Linked DNA regions of Homo sapiens: regions 1 and 3 are each linked to region 2. A link is a loop called in an ENCODE intact Hi-C map of the cell type or tissue named here. Cell type or tissue: PC-3. All regions are shown on one strand.

Region 1 (8,000 bases), 210 kb after region 2:
TGGGGAAAAAACAGAGCAGAAAAACTGAAAATTCTAAAAATCAGATTGCCTCTCCTCCTCCAAAGGAATGCAGCTCCTCATCAGCAACGGAACAAAGCTGGATAGAGAATGACTTTGACGAGTTGAGAGAAGGCTTCAGACGATCAAACTACTCCGAGCTAAAGGAGGACATTCAAACCCATGGCAAATAAGTAAAAAACCTTGAAAAAAGATTAGACAAATGGCTAACTAGAATAACCAATGCAGAGAAGTCCTTCAAGGACCTGATGGAGCTGAAAACCATGGTACGAGAACTACGTGGAGAATGCACAAGCCTCAGTAGCCGATTCGATCAACTGGAAGAAAGGGTATCAGCGATGGAAGATCAAATGAATGAAATGAAGCGAGAAGAGAAGTTTAGAGAAAAAAGAATAAAAAGAAATGAAAAAAGCCTCCAAGAAATATGGGACTATGTGAAAAGACCAAATCTATGTCTGATTGGTGTACCTGAAAGTGACGGGGAGAATGCAACCAAATTGGAAAACACTCTGCAGGATATTATCCAGGAGAACTTCCCCAATCTAGCAAGGCAGGCCAACATTCAGATTCAGGAAATACAGAGAATGCCACAAAGATACTCCTCGAGAAGAGCAACTCCAAGACACATAATTGTCAGATTCACCAAAGTTGAAATGAAGGAAAAAATGTTAAGTGCAGCCAGAGAGAAAGGTCGGGTTACCCACAAAGGGAAGCCCATCAGACTAACAGCTGATCTCTCGGCAGAAACTCTACAAGCCAGAAGAGATTCTCTAAAATTCTAAAATTGAGTGAAAGAAGCCAGATTTAAAAAAAAGGTAAAGTACATACCGTGTAATTCCATTTATATGAAACTCTAGGAAAGATAAATCTAACCTATAGTGATAGAAAGCATACCAGTCATTGCCTGGGGCTGGGAGTGGAGGTGAGGATTGACTGGGAAGGAACACAAGGAAATCTCTCAGGATAATGGAAGTCTTCTATATCTAGACCATGGTAGTGGGTAAATTTGGGGTATAAAGTTGTCAAAATTATTGAACTATACCTAAAATGAATGCATTTTTGTATGTAAATTATATTTTTATAAATTCATTTTAAAATAAATTAGTAATGACTTGCAAGGGTTCCTTTAGTTTTCAAATTCAGTGATTAATGAGCCTAGTCCCCCACAAAATCCTCTTTGACTATAATACATTTTATCAGGTTATACTGATATTTCAGAAAAATGTGGGCAGAAGATACCTCAAAGTTCTCTTAGTCAAAAAATTCTTCTGATGCTTGAATCTCCTCTATAACATTTATACCAAGTCATTCAGTCTTTACTTAAATATATTCAAGAAGACAGAATTCACTCTATTTTAAGAAAATCCATTTCATTGTTTTGGTAGGTCAAATAATTAAGAAAGGGTTTCCTTATGATAATCCAAAATCTCACTCCTTGTAGGTCTCACCCATGGAAACACTCATGAAATAAATTTAATTTCTTTACTCCCTGACAGCCATTCAAATATTGGAAGAAAGCTATCGTGTTTCTCGTAAATCTTCCATTTCCCAAGTTTAACATCCACACTTCCTTTATTCTTCAAATTAGATGATTTTTAGTGCTCTCACCATCCTCAGTGCCTTCCTCTTGGCACACTTGGGTTTGTCAATATCCTCCTTTATAAGTGGTGCCCCTCAATCCAATACAATACAGATGCTCCTCAACTAATGATGGGGTTACATCCTGATAAACCCATGGTAAACTGAAAATATCCTAAATAGAAAGTGCATTTTCAACCTATGACGGATTTATCCAGACATAACCCCATGGTAACTTGAGGAGCTTATTGAATGAGTATTGCTTTCATACTATCATAAGATTGATAAATCCTAAATCGAACCCTTGTAAGTCAAGGGCTGTCTATACAGTTGTTCCCTCGTATCTTTAGAGGATTGGTTCCAGGACACCCTCGGATATCACAATCTGCAGATGCTCAAGTTCCTTATAGTAGTTGCATATAACCTACACACATCCTTTTGTATACTTTAAATAATCTCTAGATTACTTACACCTAATGCAACGTAAATGTTCTGTAAATAGTAGTTACACTGTATTGTTTTATATTTGCATTATTTTCTATGTTGTATTGCTATTTTCTAAATTGCTTTTTTCTGAATATTTTCAGTCTGCGTTTGATTGAATCTGTACTTCAGATATATTCTAACCAGAGCAGAATAGAGGGTGATTGCCACTTTTTCTCCTTCTATACATTAAATCTCTATTGATTCAACCTAATTTGAGTAAACTTTCTTAGTATTTTTGGCTTATGCAGTGCTTATAGTCAATAAAATGTACCAAGTGACTCACATATGCTGCTTTTAGAGCCATATTTTATCTACTTTGTTCTTGTACAATTGGTTTTGGGATCCAATTATAGGATGTTTTGTTGTTTCCTGTTTGTCTTCGTCTTGCTAGAATAGGCTCATCATTTCAACCTATTAAGGTCCCTTCAGATCTGACTCTATCTTCTAACAAATCAGTTACCCTTTTCAGCTTCACATCATATGTACATTCAATCAATATTCACAAACGTCCTCATCTATATATTCCTATTCTAAGTTCATATGGTACATACCACACAATGATGTGTGATTGAACAGCCTTTTATTATTTTCTAATTATTTTATATATGTAAATATTGTTTCTGCATTAATATTTTAGGCTCACTTACAGAATAGATCATGTCTTCTACTTATTCTATAGTGCTTGGCACAGATTAGGCATTTAATATTTGTTGAGTTGGAATCTCAGTCAGGGTATTTTTACAGTATAGCTGTATCAAATGAGTCACAGCTGACCTTCATCTTATGTTTCTTTAGTGGTTTTTTTTTTTTGCATCCATATAGATGCATTTGTGGGAAAGGTACATCTACCTAAGAATTACAAAAAAAAAAAAAAAAACCCTCAGAATCAGTCAAGCACAAGCTGATGAAGTACAGAGGCCACAGTGCCATCTAGTGAATATCACTAGTTTATGTCTGCTGGTCCCAAGCTCATTTTTCGAACTTTATATGGTAAAGAGAAACAATATATAACCAGCACATGAGACATAACTGTCTTCACTTTAGGTCACATAAATATTCTATGAATAGTCTCATCTTTGTGTCTGTTGTAAGTCTTACAGCCATTCTGTGGTTTGAGAGTGTGGTTCAGTTTTATCAAACTATAGTAGTGCTAATGACATTCATGTACCTAAACTGCAGTTGCAAGCTGAGGATGGGACTTCTGTACTGAGTTAAAGAGTACCCAATTGTGCATTCCCATTAACTTACACAGACTATCACCAAAACAAGTCATTATCCATCTGTCAACTAACATTAAGGTTTTATTATGGTTTGCAGCAAAATCCCATTATATCAAGGTGTGATAAACTGCTTCTGTATTTAGAACCCAAGCTCATTTCCTTCATCCTTAATCCATTCAAACCTATGACTTGCACAAACCAAATATTTTTAAATCCTCAAAAATAATATAGCAAAATCAGGATACCAGGCTTAAGGCACTACAAACACCTCAAAGGCAGAGTTGATATCTATGAAACAACATTGTTTAATATTGTCTCATGCAAAGTACTGAAGATATCTGAATGGATAATAGCAATTAAAAAATTTTTATTTATACAATTTAGAAAACAAACCAAAGAAATGATCTATAATTGGCATTGTTATCTCAAAAAGAGGTTGCCAAGTGTGCGAGCTAATGAATCTGTAACCTAATCTACTAAAAAGTTCAAGGGAGTCTATTTCTCAACTCCATTGGCCTGCCCAAATTAACTTCTGACCTATGATTCAATATTTCATTTTAAATCAAAATAAAATGCGTTCTCACCCTCAAAAGAGAAAAGAGCTGAGCTGGAGAAAGTTATAGTGGGATGATTTTTAATAATATAATCTCATTCAGTTCTGATAATCAAAGAGCACTCACAGATCTTAATCACTATTAATTTCCAAATTATGCATAGTAGCAAGGACAGAAATAGCATGAGGAAATGGAATTCCTATATCAGAAGAAGTTGATTGACAGGTATTTATTGAGTCTTTATAACTATTTTTAATGTAATGAGCATCTACTATGCATTAGGCACTATGCTGGGTACAAGGGCAAATAAAGATAAGATATGGTCTCTGTCCTCAAGGAGGTGACTGACAGTCCAATAGATGACTAAGGCAGGTATAGAAATAACTAAAATATAATGAGAAAACAAGTATCTAGGGATAAACAGAACTGTTACAAAGTCTTGGAGGAAAGGCAAGACAAGGAAATTTCCTCAGGAAGCTAAGAATGTCATTAAGAGTTAGGCTTTGAAAAAGGGAATTTTAAGCTAGGCTTTGAAAAGGGAATTTTAGGGATGCAGGAAAGAGGTAATTTGCAATGAAGAAGCATGAAAAAAGATACTGAGGTAGAAAACATAGATCATGGCTAGGAAGCAGCAAGTACTCCAGTTGAGGACAAACATAGTATACAAGGAAATAAAACAGAAACAGTTTCCATGAAAGTAGGTTGTTATAAAGCCAGAAAGCCCCTTGGATTATGTCTCCTGGCATGAGTCTACTTCCCTTTGACTTTCTGCTATGTTTTGATCTAGCACAAAAGCCCTCACCAGAAGCCAAGCAAATGCCAGCACCATGGCCCTTGAACTTCCCAGCCTGCAGAATCATGAGCTTAAATAAACCTATTTTCTTTATTAATTACTCAGTCTTAGGTATTCTGTTATACCAACACGAAACAGACTAAGACACCACTACTTCCCTGATCACATCTCCTAATTCTCCTAATGTTCCCTCAGCTCCAGCCACAAAGGTCTCTTTGCCATTCTTTAAATACCCTAGGGCCTTTGCAGTTGTTATTCCCTCCATCTGGAATGCTCTTTTTCCTCAGGTCTCTACTTAAAAACAATCTTCTCAGTGAGGACTTCCCTGACCACCCTATCTAAAAGTTCAACCATTCATCCGCCTCTGAAACATTTAATATCACCCTTTCCTGCTTAGTTTTCTCCTTAGCACTTATCAATATTTAATATACCAGGAGTCAACAAACTATAGCCTTTGGGCAAAATCTGGCTCACCATATTTTTTGTACAGTTCATAAGTTAGAACAATTTTACATTTTAAGTGCCTGAAATAAATCAAAAGAATCATATTTTATGACACACAAAAATTACATGAAATTCAAATTTCAGTATTCCAAAACATAGTTTTATTGGAACACAGCCACACCAATTTGATTACATACTGTCTATGGCTATTTTCAAGGCACAACAACAGAGTTGATTAGTTTCAGCACAGACTGTATGGCCTGCAAAACCTAAAATATTTACTGTGGTTCTTTACAGAAAGTTTGTTGACCCCTATAATATAACATAATACTTATTTATCTTTTTATTGTTTGCCTCTCCTAGTGGAAAATAATGGGGACAGCAGTATTTGTCCATGTGGATAAAGGTTTTTATATATTTTGTTCATTACTATATCCCCAATGCCTAGAACAGTACTTAACACATAGGAGACAATAAATAAATATTTTTGAATGAATGAACACTAAAAAATTGGATTAGAAAGTTTGGCAACAAAAAGAAGGACACAGAACTGAAGTTTGAGGAGGATTACAAAGTTGAAGGAAGGTTTTTGGATAAAGAAGACTTCAAGGTAATTATAGTGACAGGAGAAAGAAACAGTAGGCCGGGCGCGGTGGCTCACGCCTGTAATCCCAGCACTTTGGGAGGCCGAGGCGGGCAGATCATGAGGTCAGGAGTTCGAGACCAGCCTGGCCAAAAAGGTGAAACCCTGTCTCTACTAAAAATATAAAAAATTACCCAGGCGTGGTGGCCCATGCCTGTAATCCCAGCTACTCAGGAGGCTGAGACAGGAGAATTGCTTGAGCTCAGGAGGCGGAGGTTGCAGTGAGCTGAGATAGCACCATTGCACTCCAGCCTGGGCAACAAGAGTGAGACTCTGTCTCAAAAAAAAAAAATAAAAAAGAAACAGTAGAGAATGATTAAACAGCTAGGGTTGAGATCTGTAGAGTAAGGTCCCCAGACAAAGTTACTTCTTTCTCGTAGGTAAGAGAAAAGAAAGGATGGGTGAAGAGGTGAGAAATTGATGAAGTTCATGTCAGTGGCTACAAGCTCAGCAAATCACACGATAAGATCTTTTGCTACAACAAAGGAGAAAGCATGGGTGCTTAAGGACAGAAAAAAAATGTTTTGGAATTATCACTGTGGGGAATGTGATAAAAACTCAACAAGAGTCAGTATTATTGACTACCTAGCTGAAAAACCATGAAATTTTAGCAAACCCAATAAACATGGTTTCATAAATTTTCCCAACAATGCTCAAGCAACTCAAAGGAAGGAGTGAAGAAAGACAATGAAAGCTAACAAAGGTTAGACACTGGCGAGGTGGGATTATTAAAATATGATGGATTGTGTATTTTTTTCACCTTTCTGTCTGTCCTAGTGCATAAGAGGATATTCATTGTATATGGAGGGTATCCAATCAATGTCTGCTAAATTCAAGACAAGGATGAAATGGAGAAATATACTAACAGTAACCAACAAAGTTACCTTGAATATATTCAAAATATCCTTTGGTTTCACCACTAATCTGGCCATAAATGATACAGTTACATATTGAGTACGCACCATTAAAATACACCTGGTTTACTGTTCTCCTATTCTTCCTAACCTCACTATTAATACCATTTGAATTTCCAATTATAAAGTCAGTGCTATACTAGGCTCTAGGACCAAACTTGACATTAGAAGAGATGTAAGTAGCATTGCTTAAGTCTCAGAAAACTGTATCTAGTCAACTTGTATTCCTCTTCTGGTCATTGCTTCCCAGTTTGGCTCCCTATGCAGGGGATCTGCTCTTAAAAACAGCCTCATATCCTGGCCCCTTTAGTTGTGGAGATCTACTTTGCTCTTTCTAGTATGTCTGCACACACTCCTATTCCTCAAAGATTTGTGTACTGTCTCAGAGTCCAAATATCTGTGATTGAAACCCTGTTCCCTGCTGTTATGTTTATGTGATGCCAACCACCTGTGTGCCTGACTTACGGACTATTTCCAACATTTAGATTTCTCTCATTGCCATGCTCTGCTTATCTGCCCATTAGGATACCATGATGTCAGCTGCTTGAGTGAGTTGAAGGCAACTATACTTTGTTCATCTCTGTAACCTCAGAGCCTAGCATAATGTCTGGTACTGTGTTCTTTCTTTCTTTCCTGACTGGCTGATTAGATATCCTCCCTTGGCCTGCAAATGCATCCATTCCCCAACTAGCATGTCTACATCCAGATATAGGTCCTTCCCAAGCTGCCTAGCTCACTGTGTCATAAATCATGGAAGTTATAAAGGCTCTGTGATTGCCTTCTTTATTAGTCTTTAAGTAAACAGTAGGCAACTACCTTTCTGAAATAGTGCTGTCCTGTGCAGAATTAGGTAACAAAATCTACATGATCATCTTCCTTTTAGATCTTAAACTGTAGGTAACTATTTTCTGAAACAGTTAAATGCTAGCCTGTACAACATTATGATGAATTAAGTAACATTTCAAGTTCTCTTCCAGGGCTGTGACTTTATAACATATAAACTAAATAGCAAATATTTTCTTGAAAGAAAATCTAAAGTATTTAAGTCAGATAAACAACTCTTCAAAAATAAACCTTCAAAGAAAACATCTGGAATCATTACCCTTAATCACCTAGGTGAACAAAGGTTAGACCTGTCATTAAAACTTGAAAGGCAACAAAAACCTTCATATTTCATTTGGGTTCACACTTGTCCTTCTAGTTCTTTGTCCTTCTAAGAGCCAATACCCCTCATTACGTGCATACCATATGATAACCAAAGGAAGAAATGTCCTAATTGCTTTGGAAAGTATTTCCGTTCTATCTTTAAACAAGCTTTTATCTTCTTTACCTTCTAGAATTTTGTCCTGA
Region 2 (8,000 bases):
CACCCTTACTCATCTCAGGATGGCAGCTTAGCGTTTGGATCCCCCGGGGGGAGCTCCTGTGGGGCCAGTGGGTTGGCTGGGGGAGGGGGTTTGGATTTGGGATCGACAACACTTTAACCTCTCCTTGTGGCCCTCTCCCACCTCCTGCTGGCTCCCGCTCAGGCCTGGGTTTCAGCATTGCTGGGGGTATTGGCAACCAGCACATCCCAGGAGACAACAGCATCTACATCACCAAGATCATTGAGGGGGGTGCTGCTCAGAAGGATGGACGCCTACAGATTGGGGACCGGCTGCTGGCGGTGAGACAGACTTCATGGGGATGCCCAAATGGTAGGGTAGGGAGGAGGAGCTCCAGTACCCCTTACTCCGCCTAAACCTCACTCAGGGATGAGGCATCATGGGGGAATTTCAAGAGTTATCATCTGTGTTGTGTTTGCCCAGATACAAAGGCCCTAATTCTTTCTGTGGCCAGGGTCTTGCCCTATCCCCTACCTCCTGCCTCTGCTCCTCACAGCACTATACTTGGGCCTTTGTTAGCATGCTGTTGAATTTCACTGAAAAGGCATCCCTCGAGTTCCCTGGAGAAGCCTCTCCTTCTTCCAAGTCCCAGCCTGAGGCCTCTCCTCTTCTAGGTGAACAACACCAATCTGCAGGATGTGAGGCACGAGGAAGCTGTGGCCTCACTGAAGAACACATCTGATATGGTGTATTTGAAGGTGGCCAAGCCAGGCAGCCTCCACCTCAACGACATGTACGCTCCCCCTGACTACGCCAGCAGTACGTACTCATCAGCCCCTGTCCCTGGTCTAAAGCTCTGTCCCCTGGTTTCTGGAGGGGAAGAAGTTCATACCCTTTGTTAAGAGAGGGCAAGCAGCTTTGCTCAGTGGTGGCACTGTAGCAGCCAATAAGGTTTATCTGAGGCGCCATTATTGCTAATTGAAAACTTTGCTCAGTACCCCATCGTGAAGACTTGCCATAGAGTCAGCATTGGCAATTTTTGACAATTTCTATGGAGAGTGAATTTTAAAAAGAGGAGAGAGAGAAGCCGCAGAGGATAGTGCACAGAACTGAGTCCAGATCCCAGTTCTGTCTTTGTTTTTTTGTTTGTTTGTTTGAGACGGAGTCTTGCTCTGTCGCCAGGCTGGAGTGCAGTGGCACGATGTCAGCTCACTGCGAACTCCACCTCCTGGGTTCAAGCAATTCTCCTGCCTCAGCCTCCCGAGTAGCTGGGATTACAGGTGCCTGCCACCATGCCTGGCTAATTTTTTGTATTTTTAGTAGAGACGGGGTTTCTCCATGTTGGCAAGGATGGTCTCGATCTCCTGACCTCGTGATCCACCCACCTCGGCCTCCCAAAGTGCTGGGATTACAGGCTTGAGCCACCGTGCCTGGCCCCCAGCTCTGTCCCTTAGAGCTGGGTGCCCTTAGACAAGTCCCTTTCACCTGTTTTTTGTTTCCTCTTTGGCAAAAGGGAGCTAATGATGTATGTGCTGCCTTCCTCATAGGACTGCTGCAAGGATCAAATGAGATCATGGATGAGAAAACCCTTGGAAAACTGTATTAGGCTATAGAGATGTGAGGGATTATTATTAGTCACACCTCTAGTCATGCCTTTCTTTGTAGACTGCCTTGACTTCAGCTCTTTCTAAGACTCACAGGAGTGAGCCAAGGATTTAGAAAGGGACTGCGGAGGAGGAACCCTGGGTGGCGGGTGGATGGAGTGGGGAGGTGCGGCCTGAGGAATCAGCATCCCTTGGTCTCTTTTGCATCTGAAGTGGGGTGTGGGGGAAAGTCCTTGAGGAGTTTGGGGTACCTCCCTGGACCAGTCTCTGAACTTTTCTCTCCCTTTCTTGATTCCAGCTTTTACTGCCTTGGCTGACAACCACATAAGCCATAATTCCAGCCTGGGTTATCTCGGGGCTGTGGAGAGCAAGGTCAGCTACCCTGCTCCTCCTCAGGTTCCCCCCACCCGCTACTCTCCTATTCCCAGGCACATGCTGGCTGAGGAGGACTTCACCAGGTAAGACCCCGCCCCCAACATCCCATTCAATCTACCCAGAAATTGGGGAGGGGAGGAATCCGTTTCTGGCCGGCCACAGGCTCCTTGTAGTATGGCAAAGAAGAGGATAAGGCCCTCATCACTCCCGGCTTTGGGGTCCGAGGCCCTCTCTCAGGCCTTGGGGACCTAGAGAGGGACAGAAGTGGCTGCAGGGACAAGCTCTACCATCAGGGGGAGTGCCGAGTGAGTGGCCCCGGTCCAAAAGTGCAGATAAAGAAAGGATGGGGTGGAGCGTTTAGGGGGCTGAGGAGGCGAGGGCAGCGGAGTTTCCTGCCCTGAGATAGTTGCAGCCCGCTCTGCTGCAACCATTTCAAATTAGAGAAGAAAGCAGTTCAGCCGGTGGGGCTGGCGGGACTCTGACCGGCCCGGTGGCCTCGCCGGCAACGGCCCCGCCCCGCTGGCGGCAGCGGCGGCGGCAGCGGCTGCGCGGGGCCTGGAACTGGTCGGGCCGGCTGGGGTTCCGGGGGACAGGTTTGCAGGGTGGGGCCCGAGAGGCTGGCGGGCAGGCAGCAGTGGAGCCGGAAGGGTAGGCAGCCAGGGGAGAGAGAGAGGAGCTATGGAGAGGGCCCGCAAGTTCTCGGGCTCCGGCTTGGCCATGGGCTTGGGCTCCGCCTCCGCTTCGGCCTGGAGGAGGGCTTCGCAGAGGTGGGCCTGGCCGCTCCGCTCCCTGCGGCCCGGAGGGGATGCCAGGTAGGAGTGGAGGGCTAGGAGCAAGAGCATCCGGGACTCAGGGAGGGAGTCTCGCCCCTGAGACTGGGAGCAAGAAAGGAAGAGTCTTGCGTGGGGCTTTGGGCTCCTCCGAGGAAAGATGCTTGTAACAAGTGAAGGCGGTGGGCCGGGAACGTGCCCTGGGAGTTGGGCGGATGACACTGTGACCTTTTACAGAGGGCTTCCTTAGATGTGGTTAGTTTTATTCGCATTTCTCATGTGCTTGTCTGCTCTCTTCAGTTTGGATTCTAAACTCCTTTTGGGGACCTGGGATCCCCCTAAGAACCCAGGCGCTGCAACCCCCTGGGGCTACATAGTGTTAGCTGCTGATTAAATATGTTGTTGGGGCAGCAGGTAGGAGGGGTCATAGTTGATGGGTGAGATTTTGAGACTGCAGAAGAGTGTCTGTGAAGTAAGTGTGCACATCCTGTGGATGATGAGTGCAGTCAACCCCAGGGTGACTCCACTGCCCCTAACTGCTTCCTCTTCTTGTGGTCCAGGGTCCATCACACGGGTTGGTAGGATAGGAGAATCTGGGAAGGAAGAGGACCAGTGAGTGGGCCTGAGATTTGGTCTCTGGAGTTCAGGGTAGGGATTTGTTCACCCGAGAGAGTAGGGGACTGTCCACTGGGAAGTTGACTGCAAGCCCTCGGGAAGAAGGGAGGGAAGAGGAACTGAAACTTGGCACCTGACAGAACAGCAGCCAAGCAGGTTTCAGGAGACAAAGGGAGGCTCAGGGTATCATACATAGGGAACCACGTCCTTACTCCCTACAGCAAGTATGGACCTTGTTCCAGGCTGGCCCTCAAAGGACAACAGTCCATATCTACCTAGTCCTGACTCCTCCACTCCTTTCCCACCAGAGAGCCTCGCAAGATCATCCTGCACAAAGGCTCCACAGGCCTGGGCTTCAACATCGTAGGAGGAGAGGATGGAGAAGGCATTTTTGTCTCCTTCATCCTGGCAGGAGGCCCAGCTGACCTGAGTGGGGAGCTGCGCAGGGGAGACCGGATCTTATCGGTGAGGAGACAAAGGAGAGGTGGGAGGATGGGAACTGTGCCAGTCTAAAATGGAGAGCGAGAGACCTTACTTCCTCCGAGGAATGCTTCTTGAGATGAAGGGAGGGCTAAGGACTGGAGAAAACTTCTCTTGTTTTTATAGACATCCTTAGTGACAGGGACCGGGACTAGACTTATCTTTGAAGAGGAAATGAATGCCTATTGGATCTTAACCCTGATTGGCATTTGACCTTTATGAAGATAATTGTTACACTAGAGATGTCGTATCCTTTAGGCCTTGTTTTAGGGGCAAGGTTGGAATATTGGGAAAGGCATCTAAACAGGCTTAGGGGTGGGGTACCCATCTCCCTCTCCTAACTGCTAATGCAGAGGACCCTCTTTCTTGCTTTTGGGGTGGCTCACAGCTTCTCTCTTTGGACAGGTGAATGGAGTGAATCTGAGGAATGCAACTCATGAGCAGGCTGCAGCTGCTCTGAAACGGGCCGGCCAGTCAGTCACCATTGTGGCCCAGTACAGACCTGAAGGTAGGAGAAGGGAAGGTGGGAAGAGATGATGTGGGGGAGTTAGACTTATATTATGTGTTGGCTTTTTGCCATCCTAGGTAACAAAGCCACTTGACCAGGTCCCTTCTACCTAGAGCAGTAACCTCTTCCTCTCTCCTTTTCCTGCTGGGTAGGGGTTGGTTTGGGCGGCTTGAAAGCATCAATTAAGGCTGTGCTCAGAGCCTGCTGATGTGGGCTGCAGTGCAGGAGAAGGCCAGTAGTGGGCAGCAGCCTACTGGAAGCAGCATCCAAAGATTAGGGCGACTGGAAAAAGGGGAGGGGGCGGAGGGCCCACAGGAGAAGACTGGGAACTGTGTGCCCTGGAAGAGGAGAGCAGCTCTTGGTTAGAAGGACCTCAGGTAGAAGAGATCCGACCTCTTAAGAGATCTTGGGCCAAACCTCTGTGACCCCCACTCCCCTCCCCTCATCAAGATGACCGTGAAAGACCCATAAACGCGCTGAAAAGGTGATACTATGCCCTTGGGATAGGCCAACTGGAGTCGACTCCCTCCCCTCCGGGGGGCCTTCTTTGTATTCTCAGTGAGCAGTCCTTGGCTGGGGCGAATGGGCGGGGCTGGTCATGCAAATAAAGGCGTTTGATTGGCTGGGGCCAACCGAGGCCCAGGTGCCGAGGTGAGCCGCGGGAAGGCGCGCCCTAGCCTGCGGGCCAGTGGAGTGGCCATTGGCCGGCTGAGGGCGGCCTCCAGCCGCATGCCCCGCCCCCTGACCCAGGAGGAGGGCGGCAGGCGCCCCTCCTTCCCCCCATCGCGCGCCTCAGGCGTCTCCTCCTCCTCCCTCCTTCCCCCTCCTCTCTCCTCCCCTCCTCCCGCGCGCCCCGCTTTGTGTCCGTGGTCTCCCGCGCGGGACGGAGGGACTGGCCGGAGCTGGCGCTTTCTCAGCACTAGATCTGGACTCCGACCCGGCGCCAGGTGAGGTGGGGCGGACGGGGGTCAGGCCCCCTCGCAGTCCCCCCTAACCTCTCTACGGCTCTGTTCTCAGCCTCTTTTCCAACACTGCGTGCCCCAATTCTGCCCTCTCCCTCGAATGCCTTCGTTGCGTGCCCCCAGGCTCCTTCTGAGACCCTCCTCAGGGCCCCTCGGAGCGCCGCGCGGGGCTCAGCGCCCCCTCACCCTACACTGGGCCCAGTCTGGCCTTCACCTCTTAGCCATCACCTCTCCCCCACAGCGAGCTGTGCCCCCTTCTCACCCCAGGGCCTCTGTCCTGCCTCAGCCCCCTTCCTGCTGGCTGCTGCGCCCCCAAGCAGCTCCCTAATCCCTTGCCCTAGAGGAATTTTCTAAATCTTCCCCTCCCCCGACACCCATTTCTCCACCCAACCTGTCCACCTCTGAGAACAGCCGCGACCGGCTTGGTATTCTGCCCCCTCCCTTTTGTTTGCAAGGGATTCGTACCATTCCCGACTTCTTTCGCCTCCTCCTCCCCTTTGTCCCCTAGGGCTGCAGCGCCTGGGCTCCTGGGACACCTAGGCCCTGTGGGCCGATTACTAAGGTGGAAGGGACCGACCTCTCCCTGGCAGGTGCTCTATTTCCGCGATGAGAGGGGGAGAGGCTGGGAGCCCCGTCGCCAAGCCGAAAGGGATGGAAAGCGCCTACCTTTGTCCTTTCCGTTCCCCTCCCCCCATGCTCCTTCAGTGCCTCAAGATCCTGAAGGGAAAGAAGAGAGAGCCTGCGACCTTTTCCACGAGGCTCTTCTGATCGAGGACAGAAGTGCAGGGAGGTAACTCACAGGAGAGAGAGCTTGTTGGTCTGAGGTAATGAGAAAGAGGGATGCAAATGGACACTTTGAGTCATTTCTCTCCTTGTTTGGTTTTCAGCTTACTGATCAGGAACGCACCTTAGGGATATTGTTTTTTTATGATTTATGTGTGTGCTGTTCGCTTTCCAGTACAGAGCTAACCGTCTGATTTTTATTAGCAACTAATATTTGTGCATTTCATGCCCACAACTTAGACAACACAGGTTCTGCAAAGGAAATGGTTTTTCTTGCGTATTTGTGTGTGTATGTTGTAGGAGAAATTGATGTTTCTTTCGGTTTTGCTCTCTGATGTTGGGCACATGGAAACAATACTGTGAATTGTGTGTGGTGGGGGTATGCTGGATACTAGTGACTACATATTTCTATGACTTGTTAGGGGAATGCAACTGGCTTGCATAAAAAGCTGCAGGTTGTCCAGGGTAAGGGGATTCCTGCAGTGTTTATTGCTCTCTGAGCATATTTCTGAGAGTTTATAATGTAGGTTGAGGTGCTGTTTTATGCTAGTTCTTTCTACTACTTGCCAAATAAGGCCTTTCTTCTCTTAGGATTTAGGTGAACCACTGTTGTTAAGGCTCTGCCACCCCAATCAATCTTACTTCCTCCTTTGGTTTGGTAAATCCAGCAAGTCCCCAACATGCAAAAGCTTTTTTTTTTTTCCCCTTTTGAAAACAGATCCCTGGAGACTGGTCCAGAGGGACTGTCAAGCATTCTGTGTTGGGCTCTAAATTTTCTTTGGTAAAGTGCTAGTTTTTAAAAATAAGGACTCCATGTTGATCAATTTATAAACAAGTGTGGTTCTTCAGAGGATTACATCACGGTGGGTATTTACAAAATGAATAATCCAAATACATGTATGTTGGTTGGCAAGAGACCTTGCATGTGATTGGCCAAGTAAGTGTTCATTACTTGAATTTTTTTTTCTTCACGTGAATGTGAGAGCTGGAAAGGATCAAGTGGTCCAATTCTTCATTGTGCATACTGAAACAATGACAAGAGAGCCAAGATATAACTTGTCTAAGAAGGGAAAGTTGCTGAAGGTCAGCATCAGAGGGTCAGCAAATCAGCTTAATCCTGAGGTCTACCAGTTGGGACAGACCATGCTTGTGAACACCTGAGGGACCTAACACCTAGTTAAAAGTGGAGGAGCAACAGGAAGGATACTGGGGAATTAACAGAGGACAGACTAGGAAGAGTGTAAGGGAAAGAAAGATGGATGTGGAGGGGAAGGTTAGAGTGATCTCCATGGTGGCCTCTGAGGCACCTTTGCCAAACCAGTGCAGCCTTTAGCATGAGAGATTTAAAAAATAGGTTTGACTAATAGAACAATCAGAGTAAGACAATTTGTCTCCTTTTTAAAATGGTGTTATTGAGAGGTAAGTCATTTACCATACAGTTTCCTCATTTAGATATATATTTCAGTGACTTTAGGTATAGTTGTGCCTCCATCACCACAGTACGTTTTAGGACTTTTTTTTTTTTTTTGAGACGGAGTCTTGCTCTGTCGCCCAGGCTGGAGTGCAGTGGCACGATCTCGGCTCACTGCAAGCTCTGCCTCCCAAGTTCAAGCGATTCTCCTGCCTCAGCCTCCCCAGTAGCTGGGACTACAGGTGCTCGCCACCACGCCCGGCTAATTTTTTGTATTTTTAGTAGAGACGGGGTTTCACCATGTTAGCCAGGATGGTCTCAATCTCCTGACCTTGTGATCCGCCCGCCTCGGCCTCCCAAAGTGCTGGGATTACAGGAGTGAGCCACTGTGCCCGGCCTAAAACTTTTTGTGTGTGTGTGTGAGACAGTGTCAGGCTCTGTTGCCCAGGCTGGAGTGCAGTAGCACGATCTCGGCTCACTGCAACCTCTGCCCCTCAAGCTCAAGCCATCCTCCCACCTCAGCCTCCTGAGTAG
Region 3 (8,000 bases), 320 kb after region 2:
TCAAAAAAAGAAAACTACAGGCCAATATATCTGATGAATATTGATGCAAAAATCCTCGACAAAATATTAGCAAATCAAATTCAGCAATATATGGCCGAGTGCGGTGGCTCACACCTGTAATCCCAGCAGTTTGGGAGGCCGAGGCAGGCGAATCACTTAAGGCCAGGAGTTCGAGACTAGCCTGGCCAACATGGTGAAACCCCATCTCTACTAAAACCACAGAAATTAGCTGGGCGTGGTGGCACAAGCCTGTAATCCCAGCTACTCGGGTGGCTGAGGCACGAGAATCACTTGAACTCAGGAAGCAGAGGTTGCAGTGAATGGAGATCATGCCACTGCACTCCAGCACTCCAGCCTGGGTGACAGAGCAAGACTTTGTCTCAAAACAACAACAACAACAAGCCCAATATATTAAAAAGATCATCATGACCAAGTGTGATCCACCCTTGGGATGCAAACATCGTTCAACATATACAAATCAATCAATGTGATACATCATATCAACAGAATGAAGGATAAAAACCATATGATCATTTCAATTGATGCTGAAAAAGCATTTGAGAAAATCCAACATCCCTTCATGATATAAACCCTCAAAAAAACTGGGGATACAAGGAACATAACTTAACATAATAAAAGCCATATATAACAGACCCACAGCTAGTATCATAAGGAATGGGGAAGAACTGAAAGCCTTTCCTCTAAGATCTGGAACACAACAAGGATGCCCACTGTCATCACTATTATTCAACATACTACTGGAAGTCTTAGCTAAAGCAATCAGAAAAGAAGAAATGACGAACATCCACTTTGGAAAAAAAGAAGTCAAATTATCTTTGCTTGCAGAAGATATAATGTCACATTTGGAAAAACCTAAAGACTACACCAAAAACTATTAAAACTGATTTAAAAGTTCAGTAAAGTTGCAGGATACAAAATCAACATATAAAAATCAGTAGCATTTCTATAAGCCAAGAGTGAACAATGTGAAAAAGATATAAAAGAAGTAATCCTATTTACAATAGCCACAAATAAAATTAAACATCTATGAATTAACCAAAGAAGTGAAAGATCCCTATAATGACAACTATAAAACACTGATGAAATAAATTGAAGAGGACCGGGCATGGTGTCTCACACCTGTAATCCCAGCACTTTGGGAGGCTGAGGAAGGCAGATCACTTGAAGTCAGGAGTTCCAGAACAACCTGGCCAACATGGTGAAACCCTGGCTCTACTAAAAATATAAAACTTAGCTGGGCATGGTGGTGCGTGCCTGTAATCTCAGCTACTTGGGAGGCTGTGGCAGAAGAATCACTTGAACCCAGGTGGTAGAAGTTGCAGTGAGCTGAGATTGCGCCACTACACTCCAGCCTGGGTGACAGAGCAAGACTCTGTCTCAAAAAAAGAAAAAAAAAAGAAAGAAGCTCCATCTCAGAAAAAGAAAGAAAGAAAGAAATTAAAGAGGACACCAAAAAGTGGAAAGATATTACATGTTAATGAATTGGAAGAACCAATACTGTTAACATGTCCATACTACCCAAAGCAATCTACAGATTTGCTGCAATCCCTATCAAAATACCAATGACATTCTTCATAGAAATAGAAAAAAAAAATCCTGAAATGTATATGGAACCACAAAACACCCAGAATAGTCAAAGCTATCCTAAGCGAAAAGAACAAATCTGGAGGAATCACACTACCTGACTACCAATTATACTAAAGAGCTATAGTAACCAAAATAGCATGGTACTGGCATGAAAACAGACACATAGACCAATGGAACAGAATAGAGATCCCAGAAACAAATCCACACACCTAACAGTGAACTCATTTTGAGTGTCAAGCACATACACTGGAGAAAAGAAAGAGTCTTGAAGAAATGGTGCTGGGGAATCCAATATGCAGAAGAATGAAACTAGACCCCTATCTCTCATCATATACAAAAATCAAATAAAAATAGATTAAAGACTTAAATCTAACTCCTCAAACTATGAAACTACTACAAGAAAACATTGGAGAAAATCTCTATAACATCAGTCTGGGCAAAGATTTCTTAAGTAATACCCCACAAGCACTGACACAAAAGCAAAAATGGACAACTGGGATCACATCAAGTTTAAAATCTTCTGCACAGCAAAGGAAGCAATAAACAAAATGAAGAGACGACCCACAGAACTGAAGAAAATGTGTGCAAATTACCCATCTAATAAGGGGTTAATGAGCAGAATATATAAGAAGCTTAAATAACTCTACAGGGGAAAATCTGATGATCCAATCAAAAAATGAGGAAACGATTTAGACATTTCTCACAGAAGACACACAAATGGCAGGCAGACACATGAAAGATGCTCAACGTCATTGATCATCAGAACAATGCAAATCAAAACTACAATGAGATATCATCTCCACTCAGTTAAAATGGCTTATATCCAAAAGACAGGCAATAACAAATGCTGGTGAGGGTGTGGAGAAAAGGGGTGGAGAAAAGGGAACCCTTGCACAATGTTGGCAGGGATGTAAATTAGTACAACCACTATGGAGAACAGTTTGGAGTTTCCTCAAAAAACTAAAAATTGAGCTACCATATGATCCAGCAACCCCACTGCTGGTTATATACCCAGAAGAAAGGAAATCAGTATATTGAAGAGATATCTGCACTCCTATGTTTGTTGCAGCACTGTTCACAATAGCCAAGATTTGGAAACAACCTAAGTATCCACGGATAGATGAATGGATAAAGAAATGTGGTACATTTATACAGTGGAGTCTTATTTAGCCATAAAAAAGAGTGAGATTCTGTCATTTGCAACAACATAAATGAATCTGGAGATCATTATGTTAAGTGAAATAAGCCAGGCACGGAAAGACAAACATCACATGTTCTCACTTATTTGTGGGACCTAAAAATCAAAGCAATTGAACACATGGACACAGAGAGTAGAAGGATGGTTACCAGAGGCTGGAAAGGGTTTGGGGGTGGTTTGGTGAGGGGAGGTGAGGATGATTAATGGTTATAAAAAATAGTTTAAAAGAAGGAATAAAACCTACTATTTGATAGCGCAACAGGGAGAGTATAGTCAAGAAGAACTCAACTGAACATTTTAAAATAACTAAAATAGTATAATTGGATTGTTTGTAACACAAAGGATAAATGCTCGAAGGCATAGATAGCCCATTTTCCATGATGTGATTATTTCACATTGCATGCCTGTATTGAAGCATCTCATGTATCCCATAAATATGTATACCTAATATGTACCCACAAAAATTAAAAATAAATAAAATATCTAGCCAAAATAATTAATAATAATAGATGGAACAACTAGACAGAACATCAAAAAGTATATATAAGACTTGAAGAACACTATAAATCTACTAGACCTAATAGACATCGGTAGCGCACTTGAATTAGTCCATTTTCACACTGCCATAAAGAACTGTCTAAGACAGGGTAATTTATAAAGAAAAGAGGTTTAATTGACTCACAGTTCCACATGACTGGGGAGGCCTCGGGAAACATACAGTCATGGCAGAAATAGAAGCAGGTACATGTTACATGGCAGCAGGCAAGAGAGAGAGGGCAAAGGGGGAAGAGCCCCTGATAAAACCATCAGATCTCATGAGAACTCACTATCATGAGAACAGCATGGAGGAAACCAGCCCCATGATCCAATCACCTCCCACCAGGTCTCTCTCTTGACATGTGGGGATTACAATTCGAGATGAGAGTTGGGTGGAGACACAGAGCCAAACCATATCAACAATCCACCCAATAATAGCAGACTATAAATTCTTAATTGCACATAGAACATTCTTCAGAATAGAACATATCCTAGGCCATAAAAGGCCATAGTAGATTTAACAGTTCCTTGTCTACATTGAATTAAATTAGAAATCAAGAACAAAAAAGAAATGAGGAAATTACCAAGTGTGAAAATCTAACAACACACGTCTACATAACCAAATGGGTCAAAGAATAAATTACAAGGGGAATTAGAAAATACCTTGAGATGAACAAAAAGGAAAATGCACACACCAAAACTTAGGAGGTACAACTAAAGCAACAGTTAAAGGAAAATGTATAGCTATAAACATCAGTAATTTTTAAAAGATCTCAAATCAATATGCTAACCTTTCACCTTAGGAAAAGGGAAAAGGAAGAGCAAACTAAGCATAAATCAAGCACAGAGGGGGGAAATTATAGATTACAATGGAAATAAATGAAATTGATCACTAAAAAACAATAGAGAAAAATCAACAAACTCAAAAGTTTATGCTTTCAATATATCAAAAAATGGACACCTTTAGCAACACTGACCAAGAAAAGAAGAGAGAAGGCTCAAATTACTACAATCAAGAATAAAAGAAAGGACATCACTACTGACCTTTAGAGAAAAACTATTCCTAAAAGACTAGAGATCTATTGTTCCAACTATGTGCCCTCAAACAAGTCTCAAGCTCCCTAAATTTAGATTTCCTTATCTGTACAAAGATGAGTTAATCTAAATCAGTCATTTTCAAACATTTTCTAAGAAGGTGAATCATTTTTTCAAACAAAATCTTACAAGGACATATATAAAAAACTGATTAAAGCCTAACTTCTCTATTTGAAGCAACATGAGAATCTGAGAATTGTGGAAAAGACTCTTCTTTCTCTTAAAGGAGGTCCTGAGGCTCTTCTGGTAGAATATAAGGACACCACAGAACATAATCTCTAAATTACTAAATAGGTGATCTGTAAGATTTCTTCCAGCTCTAAAGAGTTATCTATATTAAATTATTTTCCGTATTGAAAATGCTATTATACAATTCATTATGTTTCCACTAGATGGTGCTAATACCTACCTTTCCATTAAAAATAAGCCTTGTATAGGCTGATTTTTAGTTAATAATTTTATCACCGTATATGTAAACCCTTAGCTTTTCAAAGAACTACTATATTTCTTCTGTTATCCTCATTCCATGCCTGTGACACACATAATATTGCACCTATTTTTCAGGTGAGGATATTGTGGTACATAGTAGTTAACTGAGTGATTCAAGGTCACAGTTTATCATTAACAAATTTTCTGCCAGCTCTGAGACCTTCCCTTAGATCACATTGCCTAATAATGTCAGATTCTCAGGGCCTCAGGCTGAGAAGAGAAGGGAAAATAAAGGAATGAACATTAAGTACATTAAAACTGGTACAAACGTCCTTTGGCCTTGTGGGATGGAACATCAATATTTGTGCACGTAAATACATTTATAATTTCTTTGTTATTTCCTTTATTTCTCAATATAAGACCTCTGGTGATATATATTCCTACCTAAATATAGTAAAGGCAAAACAATAATAAATAAACATATCCCCTATTTAAATACTATCCTTAGGGTAAATATAATAGTTCTTTTAAATGCAGTATAGAAATTACATAATCTGGGAGAGGGGAGGGATAGCATTGGGAGATATACCTAATGCTAGATGATGAGTTAGTGGGTGCAGCGCACCAGCATGGCACATGTATACATATGTAACTAACCTGCACAATGTGCACATGTACCCTAAAACTTAAAGTATAATAATAAAAGAAAAAAAAGACAAATATTTAAGTTCATGGATATATATCCCAATTACATTGATTTGATGTTTTACAAAGTATATAAATATATTAAATTATCACATGTTCCCTGAAAAGATGTATACCTGTTATGTACAAATACAAATTTAAAATAAAAAAAAAGAAATTACGTAATCTAGGTTTACCAAACCTAAGCACTATGAATTTAGAAAGCAACAGTATATTTTTTGCTGGGTTTTTCTTTTAACTCAAAGAGGTATACAATAAGTTTTATACAGGCAGAAAAGAGACACACTTCCCTCCAAACTCAGAGATATTCCGTCAAGAAAAAAAACTATTCCTGACCAATAGAAAGCAACTCACATTACTTACCAACAGAGACAGGTTTCAGATTAGTATATAGATAATTTTAAATGGTGCTGGAAAAGGATCTCAAAAATTTACTCCTCCCCTAACATACTGCCTACACAATCGTTTACTAACATCCCCAAAATCTAGCAGCAATAAATTTACGTGTTTGTTTAAAAAAAGATAATATAAACTGTAACCATAAAAGAAGGATGCTGAAAAAACTATGATCTGGTTGTATCCCTATTGGGAGAAAAGCAGCACAGAGCTCCCTTTCTCTGCATTGAGAAATACTCTCATTTTTGTTAACCTACAAAGAACTCTCTTCTTCAAGAATTTATAAGCATAAGGACCTAGTCTCTAACCTATAAGTCAAAGAAGTAATGTCATTAAATCTCATTTATTATGGTCAATGTTATATTATTTTTTACAGAACATCTTCAGGGTTTTATCCAACTCTCTTGGATGTTGTCCAATTCAAATGTCTTCTGTTATTTTACCAATTTATCTCATTGTCTCTAATATAACAGGAGATCACCAATTACAAATTTTCCTGTGTATACTCTTTGGCTTTACTTCATTCCATTAATCTTTTTTAAATGCAATCTATTTTGAAAAAAACTTAAAAAAAACTCCTTAAATCTTCCAAATCCATTTCAATGATTCTGTTTTTGAGTATGGAATAGATGCTCACTTTACAATCCATAATACATATTTTTGTGATGCTTAAGATTTTATGACAACCACAAATAACTTTTTTAATAAGCAAAGAAGTTTTAAACTATATTTTTACTGTATCTATGTCTGGAACTCTTCCATTTTGACTGTTCCCTACATTTAATTTACCATAACTAGAAAATAGGAGGTCTTAGGCCCACCACTATGGACCCAGACTTCAAGCCTGCCCCAGCGCCAAGTTAGCTCCTATTGCCCAAAGCTCCAGGCTTGCCTCATGAACCCAGCCTCCAGGCGTGTCCCAGTTATGGACCCACCCCCATAGCCCCAGGCTCTAGGCTTATCCCAACAGGAGACTGACCACATTAGCCTCAGTGCTAGATCAGTCCTCATGGCACGAAGCTTTATGCTGGCCTCTTACCCAAGTTCATGGCCTGCCTCAGTGCCAGGATGGACCACACAAACCCAGATTCCAGGCTGGCCATGCAGACACAGGCACTAGGTCAGCATACCTGAGAACTCCAGCAGAAAATTTGCCCATGGTCTTCATGAGATGACCCACCCAGAATCACTAGACAGGCAGACTGGTAAAGGGCTTTCCCTGCTGAAGCAAGTCTGTAAATATTGAAAAAGTGTGCCTATTTGTTTAAATGTGCAGATACCAACTCAAGGCCACAAAGATAAAAAATAATCAAGGCCAGGTGTGGTGGCTCATACCTATAATCCCAGCACTTTGGGAGGCTGTGGTGGGAGGATCACTTTAGTTCAGGAATTCAAGACCAGCCTGGGCAACTTAGGGAGGCCCCATCTATACAAAAATTTAAAAATTAGTCAGGCATGGTGACGCACACCTGTGGTCCCAGCAGATATGGGAGGCTGAGGTGGGAAGATTCTTTGGGCCTAGGAGGTTGAGGCTGCAGTGAGTCGTGATCACAACACTGCACTGCAGCCTGGTGACAGAGTGAGACCTTGTTTAAAAAAATTCTTTTTAAATAATAATCAAGGAAACGACACCACCAAAGGAATAAATTAAAGCACCAGTCACCAATTCTAAAGAAATGAGTATCTATAAACTGCCTGAAAAAGAATTCAAAATAATCACCTTAAAGGAGCTCAGTTAATTACAAGCGAACACAGACAACTAAACAAAACCAGAAAATATATAAGCAAAATAAGAAGAGGTTCAAAAACAAGAAACATAAAAAAGAATGAAACAGAAATTTTGGAGCAGGACAATACAATGATGAAACTAAAAACGGCCATACAGAGAGCTTCAACAGAAGACTCTCTGAAGCAGAATAATCAGCAAACTCAAAGACAGGCCATTTGAAATTACCCAATCAGAGGGACAAAAAAAGAATGAAAAAGAGTGAAGAAAGCCTATGGAATTTATGGGACTCCATAAAGGAAAACA

What was found. Peaks named below come from ENCODE experiments on the same cell type or tissue, not always from the same donor. Only the 100,000 strongest peaks of a DNase experiment are listed, where the experiment ranks them.
Region 1: a loop joins it to region 2, with 13 times the contacts of the local background. A loop is called at or near these places in 40 of 110 quality-filtered maps.
Region 3: a loop joins it to region 2, with 7 times the contacts of the local background. A loop is called at or near these places in 8 of 110 quality-filtered maps.

Annotation. Positions count from the first base shown.
Region 1 is chrX:70,661,912-70,669,911 of GRCh38, forward strand. The region is part of intron 16 of TEX11 (testis expressed 11); the gene reads right to left. Among named protein-coding and RNA genes, the nearest start is that of SNORD3E, 180 kb to the right of the region's middle. In PC-3, a CTCF peak has its summit at 3,031 (motif pointing left); no DNase peak of the experiment used is centred here; H3K27me3 peaks cover 1,538 bases.
Region 2 is chrX:70,450,007-70,458,006 of GRCh38, forward strand. DLG3 (discs large MAGUK scaffold protein 3) reads left to right here. Exons shown (of 19, transcript NM_021120.4): 5 at 163-299; 6 at 633-777; 7 at 1,861-2,020; 8 at 3,631-3,787; 9 at 4,208-4,310. DLG3-AS1 (DLG3 antisense RNA 1) reads right to left here and starts at 5,988. Exons shown (of 2, transcript NR_109801.1): 1 at 5,939-5,988; 2 at 2,950-3,300. It also overlaps the pseudogene RNU4-81P. RefSeq lists silencers at 2,454-2,543, 4,772-5,198, 4,936-5,165. In PC-3, CTCF peaks have their summits at 2,223, 2,425 and 4,562 (motif pointing right); DNase peaks (open chromatin) are centred at 4,585 and 4,905; H3K4me3 peaks cover 4,718 bases; H3K27ac peaks cover 3,192 bases.
Region 3 is chrX:70,765,012-70,773,011 of GRCh38, forward strand. All of the region lies in intron 9 of TEX11 (testis expressed 11), which reads right to left. Among named protein-coding and RNA genes, the nearest start is that of SNORD3E, 77 kb to the right of the region's middle. In PC-3, CTCF peaks have their summits at 4,833 (motif pointing right) and 5,035; no DNase peak of the experiment used is centred here; H3K27me3 peaks cover 783 bases.